3 separate regions of the Homo sapiens genome follow, and regions 2 and 3 are each linked to region 1. A link is a contact called in ENCODE Hi-C or POLR2A ChIA-PET data. All regions are on one chromosome and are shown on one strand. The core of a region is the stretch at or near the end of the contact, and the rest is flanking DNA. Distances in the headings are between cores, read along the strand shown.

Evidence for each region. A loop is a pair of places that touch in the nucleus more often than their neighbours do. ChIA-PET counts read pairs that join two places held with the same protein, here RNA polymerase II (POLR2A). Pooled maps may share reads with other maps.
Region 2: a loop to region 1 is called in a pooled map, with 11 times the contacts of the local background. The contact joins the promoter of LINC02332 here to the promoter of CHD8 in region 1. A Hi-C loop is called at or near these places in 5 of 50 pooled maps.
Region 3: a map of breast epithelium shows a loop between it and region 1 (10-fold over the local background). The contact joins the promoter of CCNB1IP1 here to the promoter of CHD8 in region 1. A Hi-C loop is called at or near these places in 2 of 168 maps with a recorded cell type or tissue (breast epithelium and naive thymus-derived CD4-positive, alpha-beta T cell), 3 of 37 single-sample maps with no recorded cell type and 13 of 50 pooled maps. POLR2A ChIA-PET finds 5 or more read pairs at or near these places in 2 of 52 experiments (GM10248 and activated CD4-positive, alpha-beta T cell).

The regions. Positions count from the first base shown.
Region 1 is chr14:21,454,816-21,457,875 of GRCh38, forward strand. CHD8 (chromodomain helicase DNA binding protein 8) reads right to left here and starts at 1,308. Exons shown (of 38, transcript NM_001170629.2): 1 at 1,217-1,308. It overlaps LOC124903283 (a long non-coding RNA gene), which reads left to right and starts at 1,582. Exons shown (of 2, transcript XR_007064064.1): 1 at 1,582-1,662. RefSeq lists enhancers at 1,051-1,740, 1,605-2,156, 1,771-1,820, 1,831-1,880, 2,157-2,708.
Region 2 is chr14:22,555,585-22,558,773 of GRCh38, forward strand. It overlaps LINC02332 (long intergenic non-protein coding RNA 2332), which reads right to left and starts at 1,478. Exons shown (of 3, transcript NR_146543.1): 1 at 1,367-1,478; 2 at 1,208-1,269; 3 at 727-938. LOC105370399 (a long non-coding RNA gene) reads left to right here and starts at 982. Exons shown (of 2, transcript XR_007064066.1): 1 at 982-1,982; 2 at 3,143-3,189. RefSeq lists enhancers at 524-623, 674-1,013, 1,874-2,083 and a silencer at 1,124-1,173.
Region 3 is chr14:20,331,840-20,334,834 of GRCh38, forward strand. CCNB1IP1 (cyclin B1 interacting protein 1) reads right to left here and starts at 1,440. Exons shown (of 7, transcript NM_021178.5): 1 at 1,415-1,440. RefSeq lists an enhancer at 1,210-1,519.

The DNA.
Region 1 (3,060 bases), core at 58-2,557:
CTCATATCTTGCTCTATGAGGTTGACTAGAATTTGTTCTGAAACCTATTGGATGACCAATACAAAAGAAATTCCTAAGCAGAAGACACGATCTAATTAACTAACACAGGACACGATTCAAATCACAAACTCACTTTCGATATGTAATGTGCCCCACACCAGATGACTTCAGCATATGCTAACCTAGGCTGAGAATCCTTGACTGAGTCGACAAACTCAGAAAAGCATGGAGATGAAACGATCTGTAGACGCCGCTGTGATGGTAGGATGCAGCAGACACTGATAAGGCAGCTCCCCTGGCTTGTGTTTGGGGCGCTCCGCTGTTTATTCTTTAATAGAAAAAGACAGAGTTCTAAATCTTTGACTTCTGGCTCACTTTGCTTAGCCATACGAAAGAGATGGGTCCACTATATACCTTTTCTGTGAAGACCCTAACCGCTTCAAGACTGTCCCTTAAAAAGCAAGAGGCTGCTGCATTTATACAGCTGCTGCAGGGAAATTCCCTGCGACACTAGAGACAGGTAAATAAACTGCATTCGTTCCAAAGCAGGGGGAAGGGTCTTCTATCAGTGACGAGTTTACATAATGCAACGGAAAACCAGTGAGCTCTGCAGACCTGTCAAGGAGGATGCAAGGCTTGAGCTCCTCTCTTCCCACCATCTCTAAACATTCTCCAACAGCCTGCTCTTCACTGCCAGGAGACCCACAGAACTTACACCTGAGAATGAGTAACAATCTGCTTACGCTTACCCCATGCTTTCCTACCCACCTTTATTATTAAAATACAGAAGAAAAAAAAATAAAAAGAAGTAGAAAACCCTAACCACCTATTTCTGAATCCAAAGTATGGAGTAACCAAACGGGGCCGAGGAGTTTTCCCTTCTCTGAAGAGAGGAGAACAAGGCGCCGCCTCCAATCTACACTACGCCCAGTAATGCAATGACAAGCCCTGAAAACTCCACAGCGTCCCAAGCAGTCCCTCGCGGCTCGGCCCGGCTCGGACCCCGCGGCCCGGCAGCCACCCTCTCCCCCGGCCTCTCACAAAGGAGACTGGTTCAGTCCGGAGCATCACCCCGCACCTGATCCCTCACAACTGGGGGGCGAGCAGGGGGTGGAAGAGAGAGGAGAAGGAGTTACTTAAATCAAATCTCTGAGAGCCTCAGCTTTTGCTGACTCCTGGCCCAGCACTGAGGAGCGGGTGCGAGCGGGAAGCCTACCTGTGCAAGTCCTGGTACTTCCTTTCCAGGCAGCGTTTCAACTCACCCTCTCCGAGAACAAGGCGCCTTCCGGCGGAGCATGGCCAGCCCTCGCCTCAATCTAGCTTGCTAGTAGTCCATTCTCCCTAGGCTCCGCCCCCCTGCGCTCCCATCCGCCAATGGCAGCACCGAAGCCCGGCCTCTTCCAGCGAGCTAGTGTGAGCGCCATCCAGGAAGTCTCTTGAGGGTGGAAGGTCCTAGGAGGATGAGAAGGGTACGTAGGCGACCACAAATATGCCTGATTGAAAATAAAATCTGGCGGCGGCTCGCCTCTGACGACTCAGTTCACAGGCGGCCAGGCCCCTCGGCATCTTTTTTTGACCCCCGCCATTGGGGGCGCTGTGAACTAAAACAACACTTAGTTACCTACTTCTGGGAAGCCATCTTGGCTCGGACTCCGGGACTGGGTGAGAGTGCTTAAAGAATGTGAAGACCCTGTCGGTGTTCTGTCCGACTATCTAGGTCCAGCCCGAACATACTCTGCTGTATACACTTAGGAGGCCCCTCAGTCACGACGTGAAACCCTGGAGTAATGCCGTATGTGGTTACGGGCAACAACCACCACCACCCTCTCACTTAACTGTAGGAGTAAAGCAATTTTAACAAATCAAATAAGCAAAAATTAATTCTTCTAATGAGAGTGAAAGTTGCACTTTCCTAGGGTAATCCTTTATGGACACCTCACTCAAAATATCAGGACATGTATCTATTATAGGTGCTACTAAGCTTTAGGATTCACTGCAAATTTTCCAGTAGGGGCACTGTGAATCAGTTGGAAATCAAGAACAGGACTTAAGGAGGAATTCCTTTTTTTTTTTAAAGGCCTAATTTTTTTTTTTTTTTTTGAGATGGAGTCTCGCTCGGTCACCCAGGCTGGAGTGCAGTGGGGCGATCTCGGCTCACTGCAACCTCTGCCTCCCGGGTTCAAGCAATTCTCCTGTCTCAGCTTCCTGAGTAGCTGAGACTACAGGCTCCCGCCACCACGCCCAGCTAATTTTTGTATTTTTAGTAGAGACGGGGTTTCGCCATGTTGGTCAGGCTGGTTTCGAACTCCAGACCTCAAGTGATCCGCCCACCTCGGCCTCCCAAAGTGCTGGGATTACAGACATGAGCCACCATTCCTGGCCAAGAAATCTTTTTTAAAGTTGTGAGTGAGGGAATCCTTCCAGATTATTAAAGGAATTTCTCAAGGAGTAACATAATTGCATGGTCTTACATGATAGGAGCTCAGAGACATCAAGAAGTCATATGAGTGATAAGACTCGGCCTTAAGCTGGGCGCAGTGGCTCACGCCTGTAATCCCAGCACTTTGGGAGGCTGAGGCGGGTGGATCGCCTGAGGTCAGGAGTTCGAGAGCAGCCTGGCCAACATAGTGAAACCCCGTCTCTAGTAAAGATACAAAAAAAAATTAGCCGGGCGTGGTGGCAGACACCCATAATCCCAGCTACTCGGGAGGCTGAGGCAGGAGAATCGCTTGAACCCAGGAGGCGGAGGTTGTGGTGAGCCAAGATCTCACCACTGCACTCCAGCCTGGGCAACAAGAGCGAAATTCCATCTCAAAAAAAAAAAAAAAAAAAAAAAAAAAAAAAAAAAGACTTGGCCAAATACATTTCCCTGTGTATCAAAATCTGTCAGCCAAGACAGGCGCGGTAGCTCACGCCTGTAATCCCAGCACTTTGGGAGGCCGAGGCGGGTGGATCACCTAAGGTCCGGAGTTCAAGACCAGCCTGACCAACATGGAGAAACCCCGTCTCTACTAAAAATACAAAAGTAGCTGGGTGTGGTGGTGCATGCCTGTAACCCCA
Region 2 (3,189 bases), core at 228-2,727, 1.1 Mb after region 1:
CCTTATTATCAGGTACCATCCTAGTGTGGAAGTCCCCTGGCCTGTGTGCTCTGTGGGATGGGAATGTCCCTTGTCATCAATGTGTCCCCAGGAACTAGAACAGTGCCTGGCACACAACAGATGCCGTTAAATGAATAAGTGAATGACTCCTGCAGTTAGGCTCTGGGTGGGGGGAGCTGAGTGTGAGGAGTGGGGAGTACAGGAGAAAGGAAAGTGGGGATTAGTAGAGGAAGTGGTCAGGTGAGTCAATGCTTCACAGTTTTGCCAAGAGCTAAAGTAACTTGTCAAGAACTTCAGAACAAGGAAAGCCTGAGTGGTGGCCCCTTGCTCAGGGCAGCCCCCAGGCAGGCACACATCTATCCAACAAAGCCTGGAGGACAGGGACTGTGGTAAATCACGCAGGGTACCTGGGAGTCTGACCTCACTGTGTGACCACACTGAGGTCCAGAGCCAACAGTCACTTTATGTGGGTTCGCCTCAGTTTCTCCATGAGTCCTACTCTAAAACCCATCTACCTCCGTGAGCCATGTGTGGGAAGACGAGCTTCTGACTGGGATGAGTCTGGGGGAGCAAGCACATGGAGACCCAGTGCTGTCATTCTGGCTGCCGGAAGGCTGCAGGACCACCAGCGCCCTGCGTCTGTGTCAAGGCCACCTGGGCAACGCGGCGAGGGGTGGGGAGTGCAGGCCTCCTTTCACACAGAGACACACAGGCCTGAGGCCTCTCTGGGTAGCACACATAGAGCTATATTTTGCAATTAATAAACAGGTCAGACATTGAGTCAGTAGCCACAAGTAGAACAGGAAGTGGAAAAAGTCTCCCACTTCCCTCCAGGTGTTTGGGGGCTGGGGCGGTCCCCTCCCATTTCCATGACGTCATGGTTACCAAGAGGGGCAAGTAGGGCACCCTTTGAAGCTCTCCCGCAGAAGCCACATCCTCTGGAAAGAAGAGTTTAAAATACTGAGTTAGAGATAGCATCGCCCCAGGCCACGTGCCGAGGGGAGCAGGCTGGGCCGTTACACCACCCCCCAACCGCAGGTGCAGCAAGGCCAACATGCCAGGCTGGGAGGGGCTGCCGGCCCCTCGGTGACTTGCACCGGGCCCGCAAGCAGGCTGGGGAGGTGCTGCTGGCCCCACCGCTGAGCCGCCTCCCTCACCGCACCTCTGCTGCCCCTCCAAACCAGCCAAGATCAGACCTTGATCTCACCTGATTAAGCGCTTGCTTAGTACAGGGCAGACCCTCGAGACTTATGCTCAGGCCAGTGTCTCCTGGGAGGGAAGGAGGTGGGGAGGCCGTATTTGCCCCCACACAGAGCTAGGGCTGATTCTCTGAGGGACCCCCCCCCAATAGCACCTCCCCCCTTACCCTGATGCTTGTCCATTAGGTGATGGCCCTAATGGACGCCTTGATGGACACGTCCGGGACCCAGGGACCCGGAGACCAGGAATCTGCTGGTCTCAGGGAGCCGCAGAACCTGAAACCCAAAAATACCAGGCTTGATCGCCTGCTCTTCGGTAGTGTCGCCATCCACCCGCATGGGGGCAGCAGCGCTCCACCAAAAAGACCTCTTCTCCCTTTGTCTGTTAATTCTGGAGATAGAAAGCCCCCAAAGTTTAGGAAAAGCTCTTTTCCGAGGAAAATAAAAGGGCAGGTGACTTTTATCCCACAAGTCCCTGCCCTGTGCCCGTCACTGCGCTGGGCGCAAGGCCTGTGTCATCCTGTCACATCCCCCCCCAAAGGAGAGGAGGGCCTGGGGCCTGGGCCGGCAGCAGGGGGCGCTGTTCGTCCGGGATCGTCAGACCCGCTCCACCCGGAGCCCTGGAGGAAGTGCCCAGGGAGGGCTGGGGGCCCGGAGGAGGCCTTGGGTTCGGAATTAGGCTGGCTGGAGTCCGGGATCCACCACATCATACACTCGTGCCTTTGGCAGGTCACTAACCGCCCACCGCCTCAGTTTCCCGGTGGGACGAACTCTCTCTCACAGGTAGTTTAAGAACCAGGCTTTCTTTGGCATTGTATACCTGCCATGTGCCAGGCTGTGTCGTGCTCTGGGGATTCAGTCTCTGTGCAAACTATGACTCCATACAGATGAAGTCCAAGAACAGGCAAAACGCATCACAGGTGATAGAAATTAGGGCACTGTTTGCCTCTGGGGTAGAAGGATGGATTGAAAAGGGGCACGAGGAAACCTTCAGGGGTGGTGGAAATGTTCCATATCTTTATCTTGGGTGATGGCTATATATATATCAAATGCATCATTAGTGTATTTTCATGTAATTATGCCTCAAGAAAGTACTGCTCCCATTAAATACACACACACACACACACACACACACACACAGAGTTTCTGTCTTCAAGGAGTTAACAGTCCAGTGAGTAGTGGGTATGAAAGAGATGTGTTAATGGCTGCAATTGCAAGACAGAGGCTTTTGTTACTATATTCTCCTCAGGCAGGAGTCCTCAGGCAGGAGGCAGGAGAACCAGTTGTTTGTCCCTAAGCGTCACTGCCCCTCACTAGCCTTCTCTCCTGGGGCCTTTAATTTTTCTGAGTCCCCATGTGTTATTATTCACATAGAGATAAAAATACCTGCCCACCTATTCTCAGTGTTGTTGAAGGGATTGAAAGCAGTAATGGGTGTGGAATGCTTAGTAAACTGAAATCCCAGTGCAAATATGAAGTGGGAATGCATCAGAATGCCCAGGAAGACGAACCATGACCCGAACAAGATGGGCTGGGCCAGGTCAGATGGCACTGCCATACTGAGAAAAAAGTGGGCTGGCTGCGGCTTCACACAGCCCGGGAGAGCTCAGAACTCCCCAGGCCCTGCCGGTGCGCTGGTGTTTCTCATAGTATGTGGCCACCTCTCCAGTCACTTCGGCCCTAGGAGCTTCTTGTTACACCATGATTTTGTCACTACCTCCGCAGCTTCCCACCTCCTGCTTCCGGCTTCCAGAAGGAAGCGCGTGATGGAGGGGAAATGACAGGGCCAGGAGGCAGCGGTCAGGCTGGGCCGAGTTTCTGACAGAAGCCAACACTTCTGGCCCCACAGTGCTCACGGCCTCCCTGACTCCTCACCACATCACAGCTGAAAAGGCTCACGTCTTATCTCCCCTCTCAACCTCTGGGGGCTTCTCTGCTTTCAGAAGGAGCCCCTGGAGCCCCTGGCCGAACACATCTGAAAGCACGGAGC
Region 3 (2,995 bases), core at 190-2,689, 1.1 Mb before region 1:
CCTACACATATTTGCTTATATGCATAAAATATCTTAGTAACACTGTTATGAGGGAGAGGAATTGGATGGCTTAGGGAAGGGGATAAGAAACTTTGATATCTTTTGAATTTTGAACCATGTGAATGTATTACCTATTCAAAAATATATATATATATGATGTGTATACATATATATATATATATATATATTTTTTTTTTTTTTTTTTTTTTTTTGAGACAGAGTTTCGCTCTTGTTGCCCAGGCTGGAGTGCAATGGCGCGATCTCGGCTCACCGCAACCTCCACCTCCCGGGTTCAAGCGATTCTCCTGCCTCAGCCTCCCGAGTAGCTGGGATTACAGGCATGCGCCGCCATGCCCCAAAAAATAAATTTTAACAATGCTTGAGAATTATAAAAATTATGGGAGGCCTACAAATACCTATTACTACATTCGATTAACTGGTTTATTATTTGTCTTTCTCACACTTTCTGCCTATAAGAATATCCAACACAAACATCACATTAAAATTAACATGTACCAAAAGAAAGGAATTCAGTGAAATGACATTGAAGGTCACTAAGCAAACTTTTTATGAGAAAACAGATATCCAAAATACTTGCTGTAAATAAATAAGTACTGCTTACTTCTAAAGGTACCTAACATTTATTACACACCAACTAGAGCCTAGTTTTTATATATTTTATCTGATCTTGGAAAGCTAAGCCTCGGAATGGCTCACTGCTTCTCCCAAGGTCACCAGAGCTGTAAACTGTGGCGCTGGAATTTAAATCTAGAGGCTTGCCCTGAACTAAGGTCCCTAATCTTTTTCCATAGCTTTTAAGGACACAATCACCACAGTGGCAACATTAAAAATTAGGAGCTCCTTTTAAGGCTTATCTGTCTTCAGAGTTTGCTGCCCAGGTTCACCAAGAAAGCCGAAATGATCTGAGCGAAGGCCAGGAGAAAGACAAGGTACGCTGCAGCTTCCACAAACCCAGTAAGGACCTGGGCCCTCTAGACACTCACCGGAGAATTAAACTCTACTGAGCTGAACGCCTTCTCCCGAAATCTGACCTCACCCAGGGAGATATAAATCAAAACAGCATTAGGATGATAATATCTTTCCCGCCAAGCAAAATGAAGCCGGCGTTTTCCAAGAACACACGCACTGTGCACATGAAGCACAGTCTATTGTTCCTGGGTCACCAGGACTCGGAGACGGAAGGCAAACCCAGTACTGCAGAGGCCCACGTGGAAACAAGCCAGGAAGAGCATTTCACTGCCTTCTCCCAACCTCCACACAGCCGAAATTAATCTCCTTGCGACTCACACACACTCCTATGCCGACTTGAAATAAAGGCCTGCCACCTGGGTATATAACTCAAATGGAAGAGAAATTCAAAACAATTAGAGAGCAAAATTAAGCGCACACTCACCAGCCCACCAAAACGGAGAGGGAAAGAAAGTGGAGAGACAGGAAGTCGCCTTGGGAAGTGTCTTCAGAACCTGATTGGCTAATGAGTTCAAGAGGATTCCCTCCTCCTTTACCTTAAAAGGTGCTGAAATGACGTAACCCACTCCACCCCTCTTTATGGACCAGTGATGCTTCTTGCACTATTTTTGGAGTGAACTTCTTAAACCGAGTTTCCTTTTGAGTTAATGTACTTAGGCAAAAACAGGCTAATTTAAGCTATTTATACACGTTGTTGTTTGCGTGGGCCTACTGCATTCTATTCTAAAGAATTTTCATCCCTTAAGGGTAATTTCTTATCCTTTGTGACCTCAACATGCTTAACTTATGCTAGGCAACAGATTCCATTATAAACAGTCTAGATCGATTCAAGTTAAAATTTACCTTCATTTTTTCCCCCCAGATCCAAAGCTGGCCTGATAAAATTTACCTTCAGGTAATCTTTGAACTAACAGGCTTAGTAGATAAAAGGTAGGTGGGTTAAGTGTTTTAGGCTTCAAATAAAATTTAGCTGATTTTGAATCTGAACCTTGCCACTTATTTGCACACATCTAAGCCTCAGTTCCAACTATAAAAAGAGGGAAAAAAGATGAAATCTTCCTACTCTGATGGTTATGAGGATTAAGTAAAATAATTTATATAATGTACTCAGTACAATGCCCGGTACACAGTACTCAACAATGTTAGCTGTTATTATTGTTATTACATATTTCTTGTTAGATTTATATTCCCAAGTAGACTATAAACAACTGGAGATCAAAGTGTACGTTTTACACATCTCCAGACAAAAACAATGACTTTCAATGCTGAGGACATAATTGATTAATCAATTATTTTGACTCCTCACATCGCCCTCCAGTTAAAGTATAGGTTCTTACTCTGTTAAATTTTTTTTTTTTTTGAAACAGGGTCTCACTTCGTGTCCCAGGCTGGAGTGCAGTGGTGAAATCTCGACTCACTGTAGCCTTGACCTCCCAGGTTCAAGCGATCTCCTGCCTCAGTAAGTAGCTGGGACTACAGGCGTGCACCATCACACCCAGCTAATTTTTGTATTTTTTTGTAGAGATGGGGTTTCGCCATGTTGCCCAAGCTGAAAGATTTCTTTTTAAGCCATAATTAGAGGACTCCCCGGCACAATATTCATCATTATTCTTAATAAATACTATTATAGTAATAGGGAATATATATACAAGTATGTGTTATATGTACAAATATACATGTAATGTGCAAATGTTTGAAGTATAAAGATTCAAGTTATATGGAGAAATGATACAACTCTAACTCATAGTAGTTCTCATTTTTTAATCATTTCATCCTATCCACCCTGCTTCCACCTTACTAGAAATTACCTATTCCAATCCACTTTAGAGTTTACCTGCCCCAAATTTCCCAACATTTAGCATCAAATGCTAATTTGTTATTTCATAATTGATTTATTGTAACTTCTAGAGTCAAAACATTTCTTGAATGTTTACTATAAATATTCAAGAAATGTAATATTCATTACCTTGTTTAATCTTCACATTAACCCAAGAATGTAAGCACT